Linked DNA regions of Homo sapiens: region 1 is linked to region 2. A link is an interaction called in ENCODE POLR2A ChIA-PET data of the cell type or tissue named here. Cell type or tissue: K562. All regions are shown on one strand. Each heading gives the region's core, and the rest is flanking DNA. Links, peaks and the distances in the headings are about the cores only.

Region 1 (5,376 bases), core at 304-5,303, 55 kb before region 2:
GTACAATACCTACAGGCATTTTAAAAGTGTAACTTGAATGTTCCAGTTCTTATCAGCCTAGGGGTGCAAATAAGGTCACATCAGCACTTACCCACAATTTTGCTGGCAGGTCACCCCTCATTTGCTCACACAGAACCTCAGCTTCCTTCAAAATGCCTCCCCAAAAGATTCTTGTAGCTATCCAAGAACGAGTTTCCTTTATTAAGTACTGCCGCGCTCTCATCTCCTTGGCAAGGAGAACTGACACGAACATGATATTCTTGCTGCTTGCTGTGCCATGAGTAATAAAGTCCTTTTTCTCATACCAGGAATTTGATGTCTTCTGCCAACACTCATGAAGCAGTAATAGGCTAACTTATTAGCTTGTGAGTAGGGTAAAATCATCCCAGCCCTGACACATGGCACAGGCTTGAGGTCAGGTGCTATGTGGTGGCAACCACAAGAAGCTGTTGAGAGTCCAGTGACAACTGGGTACTATAGGCCGGGCCCAGTGGCTCCCGCCTGTAATCCCAGCACTTTGGGAGGCTGAGGCAGGAGGACTGCTTGAGCCCAGGAGTTTGAGATCACCCTGAGCAATATAGGGAGATTTTTTTTTTTTTTTTTGAGACAGAGTCTCACTCTGTTGCCCAGGCTGGAGTGCAGTAGCGTGATCTCGGCTCACTACAACCTCTGCCTCCCAGGCTTAAGTGATTCTCCCACTTCCACCTCCTGAGTAGCTGGGATTACAGGCTCTTGCTGCCACACCCGGCTAATTTTTTTGTATTTTAGTAAAGATGGGGTTTCATCATGTTGCCCAGGGTGGTTTTGAACTGAGCTCAGCCAATCCACCTGCCTTGGCCTCCCAAAGTGCTGGGATTACAGGCAAGAGCCACCGCGCCCGACCAATATAGGGAGATCTTGTCTCTACCATTTTTTTTTTTTTTAATTAGCTGGGCATGGTAGTGCATGGCTGTGGTCTCAGCCACTTAGGAGGCTGAGGTGGGAGGATCATTTGACCCAGGAGTTTGAGGTTGCAGTCAGACGAGATCACGTCACGGCACTCCAGCCTGGGCAACAGAGGGATACCTTTTCTCTAAAAAAACTAGAAGAAAGAACTGGTTGCTGTAGCAGTGGCTGCCATAAGAAAAAGGTAAACCAGAGGAATCGAAAGAAGTGTCTCTACTGTCTCTCTCTGCAAATCTCATTAGCCACTGTCCTGCTTACTCTCAATGAAGACTAGGAAAGCTAGTGCTGTCAAGCAAGAACTCCTTTGACGGCTGGGCGCGGTGGCTCACGCCTGTAATCCCAGCACTTTGGGAGGCCGAGGCAGGCAGATCACCTGAGGTCAGGAGTTTTGAGACCAGACTGGCCAACATGGAGAAACCCCATCTCTACTAAAAATACAAAAATTAGCTGGGCATGGTGGCACATACCTGTAGTCCCAGCTACTTGGGAGGCTGAGGCAGGAGAATCACTTGAACCCGGGAGGAAGAGGTTGCAGTGAGCCGAGATCGTGCCGCTGCACTCCAGCTTGGGTGACAGAGTGAGACTCCATCTCAAAAAAAAAAAAAAAAAAAAAAAAAAAGAACTGCATTTTCTGGTATGAAATCACTGATATGAGCTGACTTACTTTCTTTTTTTTTTTTTTTTTGAGACAGAGTTTCACTCTTGTTGCCCAGGCTGGGGTGGAGTGCAATGGTGTGATCTTGGCTCACTGCAACCTCCACCTCCCGGGTTCAAGTGATTCTCCTGCCTCAGCCTCCCAAGTAGCTGGGATCACAGGCAGGTGCCTCCACACTTGGCTAATTTTGTATTTTTAGTAGAGATGGGGTTTCTCCCTGTTGGTCAGGCTGGTCTTGAACTCCCAACCTCAGGTGATCCGCCCACCTGGGCCTCCCAAAGTGCTGGGATTACAGGCGAGAGCCACTGCACCCGGCCATGAGCTGACTTTCAAAATATGAGGCTGTCAATGACTGTTGGTTTTCAGGGGTGTATTCAATGAACCAAGTTGTCCCTGACTGATGTGATAGATTTATAAACTGTTCTAGTGGTTACTTGTTGGCACAGCTATAGAACAATCTATCTTTTCCTAGGAGTGTGGGAACTCTGATTTGCATTTGGAAATGTTTCTGTAACTCATTATATAGAAAGGGTCAATCTTCCTAATATACAAAGACCACCTAAGGTTGGGGGCAGTGGCCCACCCTCACAATCCCAGCACTTTGGGAGGCCAACGTGGTAGGACTGCTTGAGGCAAGGAGTTGGAGAAGAGTCTGGGCAACATAGTGAGACCCTGTCTCTACCACCCACCCTGCCAAAAAAAAAATTCAGCCAGTTATTGTTGCTCACTCATGTAGTCCCAGCTAATAGGGAGGCTGATGTAGAAGGATCGCTTGAGCCCAGGGGATCAAGGCTGTAGCGAGCTATGATCACGCCACTGCACTCCAGCCTGGGAAACAGCAACATCCTGTTAAAAAAAAAAAAAAAAAAAAAAAGCCCCTAGAAATTGAGAAGAAAACGACCAACAAACCAATAGAAAAATAGGAAAATAACTCAAATAATTACAAATGGCTCAGAACACTGGGGGACAAAAACCTAACCTCAACCCCATTCATAATAAATGTTTTCTCTTTTTTTTTTTTTTTTTTTTTTGAAACAGAGGTTTTGGTCTGTTGCCCAGGCTGGAATGCAGTGGTACAATCTCAGCTCACTGCAACCTCTGCCTCCCGGGTTCAAGCGATTCTCCTGCCTCAGCCTCCCGAATAGCTAGGATTACAGGTGTGCACCACCATACCCAGCTAATGTATTTTTAGTAGAGACAGGGTTTCTCCATGTTGGCCAGGCTGGCCTCGAACTCCTGACCTCAGGTGATCTGCCTGCCTCAGCCTCCCAAAGTGCTGCAATTACAGCCGTGAGCCACCGGGCCTGGCCACGAATGATTTTTTAAAGCCAAAGAAAAGAGCAGTGGTTAGTTCAGAACCTTTTTGGTTGCCTTAGAAACTTAGGGTTTTTGCTATTACATAACATTAAAATTGCCACTTCCTCCTCTAAAGACCTAAGTCTGAGATAATTAGCCCTCATCTTTTTTTCAGACTGTGACCTATTCTTCTCAGCCCCAAAGGAAAATTTGTTTTTAAGATCATGCTTTAAAAAGTACTACTGGTTTGCGCCCAATGCTTGGCAAGTAAAAAACAAATAAAAAGTACTATTAGTTTAAAAAGTTAAAGTCTTCTAAAATCAAACTAGCTAAATTCATGTATTTTTAGCTTTATCCAAATAAAAGATTTAAAATGTTTTCTAAGCATTTGCCAGTAGAAGGAATCAATTCATTTTTTTTTTGTTTATAAGATGCTTTTCCAGAAGTTATTCTTGAGATTCTGAGATTTTTAAGCACCGTTTTCAAGTCAATAAACTGATAATAGTGTTGTACAAATTACAGCACCTCGAGCTCTTTGTGGGTGGAAAGGTTCTCTCACATGTTAAAACCAAGTTGATTTAATATCATGTCAGTGCCTCTTGCTAGGATTGTTACACAACTCCCCTCTCTTGATTTGTTGTAATGTAGGTTTACTCTGGAGAGTTACTTCATTATGATCTATTTTTAATTAATTCCAATGCCCTCCTTTTTTTTTTTTTTTTTTTTTTTGAGATGGAGTCTTGCTGTGTCGCCCAGACTGGAGTGCAATGGTGTGATCTCGGTTCACTGCAACCTCCACCTCCCAGGTTCAGGCGATTCTCCTGCCTCAGCCTCCCAAGTAGCTGGGACTACAGGCACCTGCCATCATGCCTGGCTAATTTTTGTATTTTTAGTAGAGACGGGGTTTCACCATGTTGGCCAGGATGGTCTCGATCTCTTGACCTCATGATCTGCCCACCTCGGCCTCCCAAAGTGCTGGGATTACAGGCGTGAGACACTGTGCCTGGCAAATGCCCTCCTTTTAATAGACAGATCAGGCTGGGCACAGTGGCTCACGCCTGTAATCCCAGCAGTTTGGGAAGCTGAGGTGGGTGGATCACCTGAGGTAAGGAGTTCAAGACCAGCCTGGCCAATATGATGAAATCCCATGTTTACTAAAAATACAAAAATTAGCCAGGCGTGGTGGCACGCGCCTGTAATCCCAGCTACTCTGGAGGCTGAGGCAGGAGAATCGCTTGAACCTAGGAGGCAGAGGTTACAGTGAGCCGAGATTGTACCGCTGCACTCCAGCCTGGGAAAAAAAAAAAGATCAAATCTTATCCTGGTGTTCTATTATTTCTGGATTGTATCCTTCTAGGAGCTCTGGGAATTTAGTGATGATGTCTGATGGCTTAATTTCCTATGGAGGAAATTTCAAAGAGGGTTCACCTGGTAGGTGAGGAATTGTGGGATTTGTAGGGCTTGTAGGGGCATAGGAAAATGGGACAATGGTAGCTTTAGGTGACCACCCGTTTGTGTATGGGGATGGCAGACACAATCTTATTCTCTGAATCATCAGCTCTGGACATAATCAGAACAACAACAACAACAAAAACTAAAGAATTGGAAGTGCTTTCTGCAGGTACTTAAAGGTTCTCTAGGTGGCCGGGCACGGTGGCTCATGCTGGTAATCCCAGCACTTTGGGAGGCCGAGGCGGGTGGATCACTTGAGGTCAGGAGTTCGAGACCAGCCTGGCCAACATGGTGGAACCCCGTCTCTACTAAAAATACAAAAATTAGCTGGGCATGGTGGTGAGCGCCTGTAGTTCCAGCTACTCAGGAGGCTGAGGCAGGAGAGTCACTTGAACCTGGGAGGCAGAGGTTGCAGTGAGCCGAGATCATGCCACTGCACTCCAGCCTGGGTGACAAAGCAAGACTCCATCTCAAAAACATAAAATAAATGAAAATAAAGGTTCTCCAGTTTTCTCCTATAGATCCTTCATGAGGCTTAACTTCTCCTGGGAATTTGTGGATAAGCATCATTTTTCCACACATACTAACACCCATCTTGTCTAGATAGGAGCGTTATAGGTTTTTGCCTTAGACGTTTCAAGACACCTTAGTCCAGAATCTATTAAAGGAAAACATCTCTGGTGTGTTTTCTTTCCCCCTCTTGTCTTGCAGCGTCAAGCCTGCCATTCTAAACTCTGCTGATATAAAAACCATTTGCCCAGACTCCTTTGCCAGTTGGCTTCTTGTAAAGTTCTATCAATAAGCGGTTCTAGGAAGGAGGAAAGGAAAAGGGGGCTACTTTTTTTTTTTTTTTTTTTTTGAGACGGAGTCCTGTTGCATCACCCAGGCTGGAGTGCAGTGGCATGGTCTCGGCTCACTGTGACCTCCGTCTCCCAGGTTCAAGCGATTCTCCTGCCTCAGTCTCCTGAATAGCTGGGACTACAGGCGTGTGCCACCACACTGGCTAATTTATTGTATTTTTAGTAGAG
Region 2 (5,376 bases), core at 281-5,280:
GAATCAAGGGTTAGTTTAGGTTACAGGACAAAACTAAGGTTTTGATTTAAGCTGAGGCTCTAATACATTATTTACAACCATTACCAAATTTGGATAACTTTTTTTTTTTTACTTTTACTTTAAACTATGAAGGGAAAATGGGTAGCTATTTGAATTTGAAAGTTTCAACAAATGGCTCCATTTGCCATTCCCTCTAGCCATCATCCTTGTCCTTTCATTCCATATATTGCAAACTTTTGAATTGTCTAATTATTTGAATTGCCTGTCGTGTCTTGTTTTTGTATTATACCTTATACTTTATGTATTTATTTATTTTCTAATACAGAGTCTCACTCTGTCACCCAAACCGGAGTGCAGTGGCACAATCACTACCTCCCAGGCTCAAGTGATCTTCCCACCTCAGCCTCCCGAGTAGCTAGGACTACAGTTGTGTGCCACCATACCTGGCTAATTTTTAAAAAATATTTTTTGTAGAGACCAGGTATTGCTATGTTTGGCTGGTCTTCAACACCTGGGCTCCAGTGATCCACCTGTCTTAGCCTCCCAAAGTACTGGGATTACAGCCATGAGCCACCATGCCCGGGCTATACCTTACGATTTAGAGAATATTTTATGTAAGCATTACTTTGGTGTTCACAGCAACCATAAAAAGTAAAGCAGTCATTTTTACTATTTTACTATTAAAGAAATTGAGTCTCAAGAGGATTGAGACCTAATGTCATAAAGTTAGCTAGTGCTGAGACCAGTATATAATCTGGATCTCCTCGGCAGGAAAGTCAAGGGCCTTCACCCTTTGCTCCTATCTTCCGCCAGTCCCCTCACCCATCCTAGTCACCAATTACATGAGACATCTAGTTGCTGCTTGAATACATTATGTGGTTCCAAGCTTACATATGGCTTATACCCTATTTTCTACCCGATTCTAATTGTCCAACTCTTATCCTTTCTTCCAGAATCAGCTCAAATCCACTGCCTTTTTGAATCCCCATCTACCTGGTGATCTCCTTGCCCCCCTGCGTCTCGCTTACAAGCACTGCCTCTGTGGACCCATCTCCCGCCTCCTGCTTTACTATTAGGGTTAGCCTTTCATGAACTAAACTACGTTCTTGGAGGGAAGGAATCAGAGACTATTTCTTAGATACCTTTATGTCTGTCCCCCAATACCCAGCAAAGGTCTTGCACAGTAATAAAAGTTTCCCTGTATGATTGACATCTTTGATGAGAATGAAATGCTGAGTTCTGTAACCCAAAATGGGGATTTGAGTAGCTCCGAACAGCCATGATCATCAGAGGCTGCTGTGGCACCAGCATTATGTCTAATTAACCACAAAGACTGGAGCAACACAATTCACTTGCCTGAGCCACCTAGATTGTCCTTATGAGGGAAACTTGCCTGGGCCACCTAGATTGTCATTATGAGGGAAATTTGCCTGGGCCACCTAGATTGTCTTTATGAGGGAAACTTGCCTGAGCCACCTAGATTGTCCTTATGAGGGAAACCTGCCTGGGCCACCTAGATTGTCTTTATGAGGGAAACTTGCCTGAGCCACCTAGATTGTCCTTATGAGGGAAACCTGCCTGGGCCACCTAGATTGTCCTTATGAGGGAAACTTGCCTGGGCCACCTAGATTGTCTTTATGAGGGAAACTTGCCTGCGCCAAGTAGATTGTTGTTATGAGGGAAACCTGCCTGGGCCACCTAGATTGTCCTTATGAGGGAAACCTGCCTGGGCCACCTAGATTGTCCTTATGAGGGAAACCTGCCTGAGCCACCTAGATTCTCATTATGAGGGAAACCTGCCTGGGCCACCTAGATTGTCCTTATGAGGGAAACCTGCCTGGGCCACCTAGATTGTCCTTATGAGGGAAACCTGCCTGGGCCACCTAGATTGTCCTTATGAGGGAAACCTGCCTGGGCCACCTAGATTGTCCTTATGAGGGAAACCTGCCTGGGCCGCCTAGATTGTCCTTATGAGGGAAACCTGCCTGGGCCGCCTAGATTGTCCTTATGAGGGAAACCTGCCTGGGCCGCCTAGATTGTCCTTATGAGGGAAACCTGCCTGGGCCGCCTAGATTGTCCTTATGAGGGAAACCTGCCTGGGCCGCCTAGATTGTCGTTATGAGGGAAACCTGCCTGGGCCGCCTAGATTGTTGTTATGAGGGAAACCTGCCTGGGCTGCCTAGATTGTCTTTATGAGGGAAACTTGCCTGCGCCAAGTAGATTGTTGTTATGAGGGAAACCTGCCTGGGCCACCTAGATTGTCCTTATGAGGGAAACTTGCCTGAGCCACCTAGATTGTTGTTATGAGGGAAACCTGCCTCGGCCACCTACATTGTCCTTATGAGGGAAACTTGCCTGGGCTGCCTAGATTGTCCTTATGAGGGAAACCTGCCTGGGCCACCTAGATTGTCGTTATGAGGGAAACCTGCCTGAGCCACCTAGATTGTGGTTATGAGGGAAACTTGCCTGAGCCATGTAGATTGTGGTTATGAGGGAAACTTGCCTGGGCCGCCTAGATTGTGGTTATGAGAGAAACTTGCCTGGGCCGCCTAGATTGTCGTTATGAGGGAAACTTGCCTGGGCCAAGTAGATTGTTGTTATGAGGGAAACATGCCTGGGCCACCTAGATTGTCGTTATGAGGGAAGTGATGCGTCAACACACATGCTACTTCTCTGAGCTTCCGTATCTCCAGTGACCTGAATACCTTTGTGACTGCCCAGCATTCTATGCTTGATCATCTTTTATTCTTGGTCCTAAATTTCTCCCTAGGCTAATTCACCTTCAGGTACTACATCTCTCCTAAGCTTTAAACCTGTATTTCCTTTCTTTTTTTTTTTTTTTTTTTTTGAGATGGAGTCTTGCTCTGTCGCCAGGCTGGAGTACAGTGGCACGATCCTGGCTCACTGCAACCTCTGTCTCCCAGGTTCAAGTGATTCTCCTGCCTCAGTCTCCCGAGTAGCTGGGATTACAGGCGCCACCACATCCGGCTAATTTTTGTATTTTTAGTAGAGATGGGGTTTCACCATGTTGGCCAGGCTGGTCTCGAACTCCTGACCTCAGGCGATCCGCCCACCTCGGCCTCCCAAAGTTCTGGGATTACAGGCGTGAGCCACCGCACCCGGCCTAGAGATGTATTTTCAATATGTTTTGTGCATCTCCACAAAGATGGAGATGTCAAACTCAACTCTCCTAAGCTTAACCTACTAATACCTCCCCCATCTTCAGAAATTACTATGAAGAAATGTTGTCACTGCTTTACACATAGATAAGACTCAGTATAAAATGTTCATTTTGTAGGAATAGAAGCCTGTGTGACCTGATATGCCTGTAATTTCTGTCTACAAGTCAAAACCATGTGATTTGAGCTAGGTGCAGTGGCTCACAACTGTAATCACAGCAGTTTGGGAGGCCAAGGTGGGTGGATCACTTGAGTCCAGGAGTTTGAGACCAGCTTGGGCAACATAGTGAGACCTCATCTCTACAAAAAATAAAAAATTAGCCTAGTGTGGTGGTGTGCACACTTGTGGTCCCAGCTACTGGGGAAGCTGAGGTATGAGAATTGCTTCAGCCCAGGAGTTCAAAGCTGCAGTGAGCTGTGATCATGCCACTGCACTCAGCTTGAGCAACACAGCAAGACCCTGTGTCAAAAAAAAAAAAAGAAAGTTGGCCGGGTGCAGTGGCTCACGCCTGTAATCCCAGCCATTTGGGAGGCCAAGGCAGGTGGATCATGAGGTCAAGAGATCGAGACCATCCTGGCCAACATGGTAAAACCCCTTCTTTACTAAAAATACAAAAATTAGCCGGGTGTGGTGATGCACACCTGTAGTCCCAGTTACTCAGGAGGCTGAGGCAGGAGAATCACTTGAACCTGGGAGGCGGAGGTTGCAGTGAGCTGAAATCGCGCCACTGCACTCCAGCCTGGTGACAGAGTGAGACTCTGTCTCAAAAAAAAAAAAAAAAAAAAAGCCATTTGGCATACTATTTTGTGTTAACTTTTAGACCTTTAAGACTATATTGCTTATAGGTCATCTGTAGTTTGAAACTTAGGGAAGAAGTCTAGCTTGTCAATCAGTATAAAAATTTACAGTTGCAGCAGTTCTTTGGAATCCTCTCACCAAAGGACAGTCCGAGGCCGTTCCAGATAAATCTCAACCAACATGCAAATCTCAGCGCAGGCTGTTTTGTTTTGTTTTAGTACAGTTCCCTAGTTTCGTTAATGACCTCACCATCCAATCAATTGCTTGAACTAGAAATCTCAGAATAATTCTCAACTTTTTTCTTCCCCTGATTTATGTCTCTCTAACCCATTCCTGCCTCTCCATCTCCATCAAATGAGTTTCTCATCATCTTTCACTAGGACCCAAGATTACCGTAGCCTAACTGGACCCCCGTTTTCCATTTCCCATCCATCCTCCAGACACATTCTTCTAAAACACAATTCCGATTCTGTGACTCAACTGATTACAAATGGTTTATGTCATCCTGGCTTGCCCAGTGATATACTCAGAGGCAAACTGGATCTCCTCAGCAGGAAAGTCAAGGGCCTTCACCCTTTGCTCCTGTCTTCCACCAGTCCCCTCACCCATCCTAGTTACCAATTACACGAGACATCTAGTTGCTGCTTGAATACATTATGTGGTTCCAAGCTTACATATGGCTTATATGCACTGTTTCCTCAGCCTAGAATGCCTTCCCATATTTTTCTCCCTCATAAGCTCCTACTTGCACTTTAAGATCCAGCTTAAATGACCCTATATGAAGAGTTCCTTTTTCTAGTGTCAAAGGCAAAATTGGTTGATCCTCCCTTCATGTTCGCATAGACCTTTAGGAACATCACCATTGTAAGGTCAGTCACATTAAATTGTAAATGTTTTTCAAACTTTTCTCTTTCCTACAGGCTGTGAGCTCCTTGAGGGCAGAAACCACATTTTACTTATTTTTGTAAATCTAGGATTTAGCATATGCATACATTCAATGGAGTTACAGCACCTGGGAGCAGACTTTTCTTTATTGTTAATTTACATAGGTTTGGGCCTGGAAGACTTAAACCACTGTAATAGAGACGGAATTCTTTTTTTGGACGGAGTCTTGCTCTGTTGCCAGGCTGGAGTGCAGTGGCACGATCTCGGCTCACTGCAACCTCCACCTCCCGGGTTCAAGTGATTCTCCTGCCTCAGCCTCCCAAGTAGCTGGGACTACAGGCGCCCGCCACCATGCCTGGGTAATTTTTGTATTTTTAGTAGAGGCAGGGTTTCACCATGTTCGCCAGGCTGGTCTCAATCTCTTGACCCTGTGATCCGCCCACCTCGGCCTCCCAGTGTGCTGGGATTACAGGTGTGAGCCACCGCACCGGCCACAGAGACAGAATTCTAATG

The links. ChIA-PET counts read pairs that join two places held together with the same protein. Peaks named below come from ENCODE experiments on the same cell type or tissue, not always from the same donor. Only the 100,000 strongest peaks of a DNase experiment are listed, where the experiment ranks them.
Region 1: POLR2A ChIA-PET joins it to region 2 with 6 read pairs; 7 of 35 experiments call an interaction of 5 or more read pairs at or near these places.

What each region holds. Positions count from the first base shown.
Region 1 is chr3:196,454,780-196,460,155 of GRCh38, forward strand. No RefSeq gene overlaps it. Among named protein-coding and RNA genes, the nearest start is that of UBXN7, 25 kb to the left of the region's middle. In K562, for the core only: no CTCF peak of the experiment used is centred there; no DNase peak of the experiment used is centred there.
Region 2 is chr3:196,509,683-196,515,058 of GRCh38, forward strand. All of the region lies in intron 1 of SMCO1 (single-pass membrane protein with coiled-coil domains 1), which reads right to left. Among named protein-coding and RNA genes, the nearest start is that of SMCO1, 3.0 kb to the right of the region's middle. RefSeq lists an enhancer at 2,258-2,758. In K562, for the core only: no CTCF peak of the experiment used is centred there; a DNase peak (open chromatin) is centred at 2,467.